Regions from separate parts of the Mus musculus genome. Here region 1 is linked to region 2. A link is a loop called in an ENCODE intact Hi-C map of the cell type or tissue named here. Cell type or tissue: gastrocnemius. All regions are shown on one strand. Each heading gives the region's core, and the rest is flanking DNA. Links, peaks and the distances in the headings are about the cores only. Region 1 has its middle 23 kb from the start of Prdm9. Region 2 holds the start of Chd1 (chromodomain helicase DNA binding protein 1).

Region 1 (2,899 bases), core at 309-2,808, 120 kb after region 2:
ACCAAACCCAGACACTATTGTATATGACAGAAAGATTTTGATGAAGGGACCCTGGTATAGCTGTCTCGAATGAGGCTATGCCAGTGCCTGGCAAATACAGAAGTGGATGCTCACAGTCATCTATAAGATGGAACACAGGGCCCCCAATGGAGAAGCTAGAGAAAGCACCCAAGGAGCTGAAGGGGTCTGCAACCCTATAGGTGGAACAATAATATGAACTAACCAGTACCCCCAGAGCTCATATCTCTAGCTGCATATGTAGGAGAAGATGGCCTAGTCGACCATCACTGGGAAGAGAGGCCCCTTGGTATTGCAAACTTTATATGCCCCAGTACAGGGGGGATGCCAGGGCCAAGAAGCAGGAGTGGGTGGGTAGGGGAGCAGGGCTGGTGGGGGGAGGGATAGGGAACTTTCGAGATAGCATTTGAAATGTATATAAAGAAAATATCTAATAAAAAAACAAATAAAAATTAAAAAAAAAAAAGAAAAAAGCATCGAAGCTGGGTGTGGTGGCGCATGCCTTTAATCCCAGCACTTGGGAGGCAAAGGCAGGTGGATCTCTGAGTTCGAGGCCAGCCTGGTCTACAAAGTGAGTTCCAGGACAGCCAGGGCTATACAGAGAAACCCTGTCTCAAAGAAAGAAAGAAAGAAAGAAAGAAAGGAAGGAAGGAAGGAAGGAAGGAAGGAAGGAAGGAAAGAAAGAAAGAAAGAAAGAAAGAAAGAAAGAAAGAAAGAAAGAAAGAAAGAAAGAAAGAAAGAAGGAAAAAGCATCAATAGGCAGTGGTAGCACAGGCCTTTAATCCCAGTACTCAGGAGGCAGAGGCAGGCAGACCTCTGCATTCAAGGGCAGACAGGTGTACAGAGCTAGTTCTAGGACAGTCTGGGATAAAAAGAGAAACTTTGTCTCAAAAAAAAGAAAGAAAGAAAGAAAGAAAGAAAGAAAGAAAGAAAGAAAGAAAGAAAGAAAGAAAGGGAAAGGGAAAGGGAAAGGGAAAGGGAAAGGGAAAGGGAAAGGGAAAGGGAAAGGGAAAGGGAAAGGGAAAGGGAAAGGGAAAGGGAAAGGGAAAGGGAAAGGGAAAGGGAAAGGGAAAGGGAAAGGGAAAGGGAAAGGGAAAGGGAAAGGGAAAGGGAAAGGGAAAGGGAAAGGGAAAGGGAAAGGGAAAGGGAAAGGGAAAGGGAAAGGGAAAAAGGGAAAGGGAAAAAGGGAAAGGGAAAGGGAAAGGGAAAGGGAAAGGGAAAGGGAAAGGGAAAGGGAAAAAGAGCAAGGAAGGAAGGAAGGAAGAGGGAGGGAGGGAGGGAGGGAGGGAGGGAGGGAGGGAGGGAGGGAGGGAGGGAGGGAGGGAGGGAGGGAGGGAAAGAAGGAAGTCCCCACACATGGTTGTTTTACAAAGTTAGCTTCTAGCGCCCTCTGATGGATAAATACTATGGGTGCTTAAATTTGCTGGTGGCTGCTTGTTTAGGGATTAGGGAGATCGGAAACAATCATTTCCCCGTGTGTTTATTTAGGATGATTTGAATTTCTGTGCCACTGTGACTCACCTCTTGCTCAGCTGCAGAACTAAAGAACGGAGATATATTTTTATTGTGGGGAAGGATAAGGAGAAAATCTAGGCATTCCTTGACTTTGGTAATAGGATACTGAGTCTCAAGGAACATAACTTTGACTATGACACTTTTTTATTTTTGATGCCTTTGCATTATTCCCTCACAACAAACTGGAGTGTGAGTATTAAGGGACCTAATTTACTCCAATAATTCAGGTTCCAGAAGATCTCCTGGAGGGAGATGGGAGACACAGAAGGGGACAGCATCACAGGGCAAGCACATTTGATTTGTATTTTGACTCTTCCTTTTTACACAGAATATTTTTATTGAGAGGAAAAGATGTCTTGGTCATTCTTTCTTAGCCCAAGGCTCCTTAAGCTCACATTATGATGCTTGGTGGCAGGTGTCATTTCCCACTGAGCCATCTCTTCAGCCCTTGCGTTTGTTCCTCCCTAAAATATAGAGGTGATATTATTACTCATACACACAGAAATACTCTAATTTTATTTACTTGGAACTAATTGCATTTCTAAAAGAGTAAGGACAGTGAATTTGGAAAGCTAATTGTGTCTGTGTGACACATAAGATGGCAATGCTTTGGTGCGAATGTCAAAACTCAGGATTGATACTAAAGAAAGTCCATTTGCAGGGGCTTAAGAGATGGCCCAGCAGTTAAGAGTGCTTGCTAGTTTTGAAGAGAAGCAGAGTTTGGCTCATGACCTCCTGGAACAGGGTATTTGGTGCCCTCTAAGCCTGGCCACGAACCCCCACCCACCCACCCACACACACACACACAAGTCCATGCATCCACCCTTTACATAATAAAAATAAAATAAATATTTAAAATTAAATTAAAATAAATCCACACATGTGCATGCACCCACCCTCCACATAATTAAAATAAATAAAATCTTTTTTAAAAAAGGAAACTCCATTTGTGAACATACATTAGCCAATAGAGGTATTACAAACTTATCTTTAAGCAACATCCTGAGTATTCATTGTTGAAACACTAATTTATTATCTTCTGAACAGACAAGAATGCTTGTCTAAAACTTAGTGACAGCTAGTGCTTGCTAAAACTTAAGCTCAAGTTTAAATTTTTAATTAATATTCATTTTTTGGCATTCATTTTTATCATCTAGTGGGTACTGGAATGTAAACATTTTCTACTATTAAATTTTAAAATATTTCAATTAATTAGTTAATTTGTATGTGTAGTATGTGTTTGGATATCCACCGTGACACAGTGAATGACGTGGAGCTCATTCTGTTCTTTCAGTCTGTGGGGGGTCCTGGGACTTGAACTCAGGTTGTCAGGCTTAGTAACAAGCAGCCGTTATCACTGAGCCAG
Region 2 (2,899 bases), core at 112-2,611:
CTAAGACAATTTGATAAAAACACTCAGTTTCAGGTCTCAGGTAACCAGCTGGTTTAAAGAACTTGCTTACCTTGATTCTCCGCTGCCATTTCTAACACTTTCTTCATCACTGTGTCCATTCATTGTAAATATCAAGAAGTTTTAAATAAAACAAAAATCCCCTCAGATTAATAAAAGATGAGTATGAATGCAGATTTCCTCGAATATCAAAATTTCAAAGATGAATTTTCTTCAACATTCACGGGTTTCCTGGGGCTCTCTCTGTGTCACCTGCGGGAAATAGATTAGCAGTTAAGAATATGTGCTGTAGGAAAAGATGTAAGCCCGACTTAGAACTCCCAGAAATGGACCTAGGCCATCAGACTAGAGGTGGCTCGAAGGCCCAGACGCCTTTCACGTACAAGAACTAGGCATCTATTAAGTGCATTCTTGCTTGCTAGGACTTAGCCTGCCACTGCTAGTGCTGTTTTGACAGAAGAGCAACAAACTTTCCAGACTAATTACTACTGTGTAGCACTATTTATATAGATTCCTAAAACAAAGTAACATATACATACTCCCAAAGAGGAGAAAATGCTACTCGGTAACTTCGACAAACAAACGACGAGAGGGTAAGGGTTATGTTTACTGAAGCACTAACTCCTATTACTAAGAACTTCATATCCAGCTAAGGAAAGTTTTTAAATGTTCATTCGGAAAAGAGAGTAATAAAAGGTTATCATGATCTTAGCAAAACTACAAACGTCAAAACAGACAGTTTTTACCAGGTAAACCAATGGTAGAGTGGAAAAAAAAATTATATACCCAGTAAGGTACTTAAGACGCCTTGAAAAAAAACATAAAAAGGCAATACAAAGAATACACACTGTATCTTATTTTCAAGGCAAACGACGGGGACGGGGGTGGGGAGCAAGACAATATTTCCACCTCTCAAGATTTCCGCCAGAGCACTAGAGTCACCTACAAGCCAACCACGAATAAACAAAGGAGATCTCTGGCAGGGGAGGGAGAGGAAGAAGCGGGGGAAGGAGACGTCAGATCCTTCCCCAGCCAGAAAGTACCACCAAGACACACTCGGGACGCAACAGAGTTGTCCTCCGACTCCAGCAGAGACTTAACTGATTATTTCCACTCCAAAGAACAGAGGGGCCAAACAGGCTGCTGCCACCTCCGCCCGGGGGGCCGACTCTGCACCTGGATCAGGATTTCCAACCTGCAGAGCTCAGTCTCCATACCTCTGGGAGAACAGGTCACCTAAGATCCACAGCACTCAACAGTAATTCCTAACGTTAACTATTAATTCCAGCCCCGGTGAAACCGGCCGAAGTCCTCCACCTCCTCTCCGCAAAGTCTGCGCTGAGAAAGTTCACTCGCCTAGGCGCTTTCCCTTTCACCTTCCTCTCGCCCCTCAAGATGGCTTTCCCCGTCCGCTGGACTTCCTTTCCAGCCTCGCCTCCTTTCTCCGTCCGGCCCTAAGTTCTCCTCCGAGCGCCCGGACTCCGGACGCTCCCGCGTCTCAACAATAAGAGCCCCCGAAGTGGCCAGGGCTCCCTCTGCAGCCTCCTTCCCCGCCTGGCAGTTGCCGGGCTCCCGGCTAAGTTTGCCGGGCGGCGCCGCGCGGGGCCGCTGCACCTTCTCCCCGCAGCCGGGCGCCGCGGCCTCCTTCCCGCCTCCCGCTCCCGCAGCCCCGCCGCGCGCCCTCCCGGGCTCGCCCGGCCACCGCCCCCTCCCCCCCACCCGCCCCGCGCTCCCACGTGCTGGTCCCCTCCGCGCGCCGGGCAGCGCCGCCAGGCCGCTGAGGATGCGCCGGGCCGCTCTCCCACGCCCCCGGCGCCGCGCCGGGCCTCGCGGGCCTCGCCCGCTCCCGGCCTCCCCGGCCTCGCCGACCCGTCCTTACCGGCGGGCACAGGGCGAAGGGTGGCGCGGGCCGGCGCCTCGGGCGGAGGATGCCCCGCGCGGGGGCCCGCGATCCTGGATGCCCAGGCCGCGGGACCCGCGCCGCGGACGGCAGAGGGGGAGGGGAGGCAGCGGGCGGAGACGCGCGGAGCTGGGGAGCGGGTCCGACGATCAGTTCATCTCCGGGCGCCCGGGCCGAGCGGGAAGTACCGAGGGCGCCTCCTCCGTCCGCGCTCCCGCCCCGCCGCTTATCGGCCGCCGGCAGCCGCCATGACGCCAAGACCGCGATCGAGCGCAACCGTCTCCGCCGCGCGGCGCCGCCGAGGTCGCTGTCGCCTCCGCCTCCCGAGCGACGTCACCGCCTCGGTTCACTCCCCTTCCCGGCGCGCGGCGGCGGCGCGCACGCCCGGCCTTTCCGCCGACGCGCGGGGGCGGGGCGGGGCGGGGCGGGGCGCCGAGGTGGTGCACGCCCCTCGGGGAAAGCCACCGAGTCCAGCCCAGGCTCGGCCTTCGCACTCGTAACCGGCGCTACCCCTGGCGTTCGTGGGGCTCCCGGGGATGGGCGCTCTGGTCACGGCACGGATGCGCAGGGATCCAGAGCGGGGGCCCAGGACTGCCTGCGGTGGGGGCCGGCCGCGCGCGCCGGGTGTCCGGAGTCCGGTCGGAGCTGCTGCGTCACCCGGGCAGCTAGAGAACTATTGGGCAACCTAGTCGCCTCCCGCTGCGATCTTTGCCTGGGCGACCAGCGACTAAGTCTCCTCCCGGGCGGGGCTTTAGTGAAAGAGAGAAAATAGAGTTCGAGCTGCTGACCTCCCAGGACGCTCCTTGATTCGTGTGTGGGTGGCCCATGCCTGGTTCATAAAAGAACTTTTACAACTGTGCCTGCCTAGATCGCTCCCTGGAATGCGGGTGGAAGGGTGCCGTGCGGAATCGGAACTGGAGGGGCGTTGGTAACTGGATCTAAGGTGCTGCAGCTTAGTTGACAGTTACTGTCATTACTGTA

Evidence for each region. Peaks named below come from ENCODE experiments on the same cell type or tissue, not always from the same donor. Only the 100,000 strongest peaks of a DNase experiment are listed, where the experiment ranks them.
Region 1: a loop joins it to region 2, with 2.3 times the contacts of the local background. A loop is called at or near these places in 3 of 42 quality-filtered maps.

What each region holds. Positions count from the first base shown.
Region 1 is chr17:15,584,417-15,587,315 of GRCm38, reverse strand. No RefSeq gene overlaps it. Among named protein-coding and RNA genes, the nearest start is that of Prdm9, 23 kb to the right of the region's middle. In gastrocnemius, for the core only: a CTCF peak has its summit at 1,439 (motif pointing left); no DNase peak of the experiment used is centred there.
Region 2 is chr17:15,704,311-15,707,209 of GRCm38, reverse strand. It overlaps Chd1 (chromodomain helicase DNA binding protein 1), which reads right to left and starts at 2,243. Exons shown (of 36, transcript NM_007690.3): 1 at 1,898-2,243; 2 at 71-270. The coding sequence starts at 123. It overlaps 5830433I10Rik (a long non-coding RNA gene), which reads left to right and starts at 1,833. Exons shown (of 2, transcript XR_001782213.2): 1 at 1,833-2,896. In gastrocnemius, for the core only: CTCF peaks have their summits at 1,578 and 2,186; DNase peaks (open chromatin) are centred at 1,197, 1,675, 2,297 and 2,558; H3K4me3 peaks cover 2,400 bases; H3K27ac peaks cover 2,233 bases.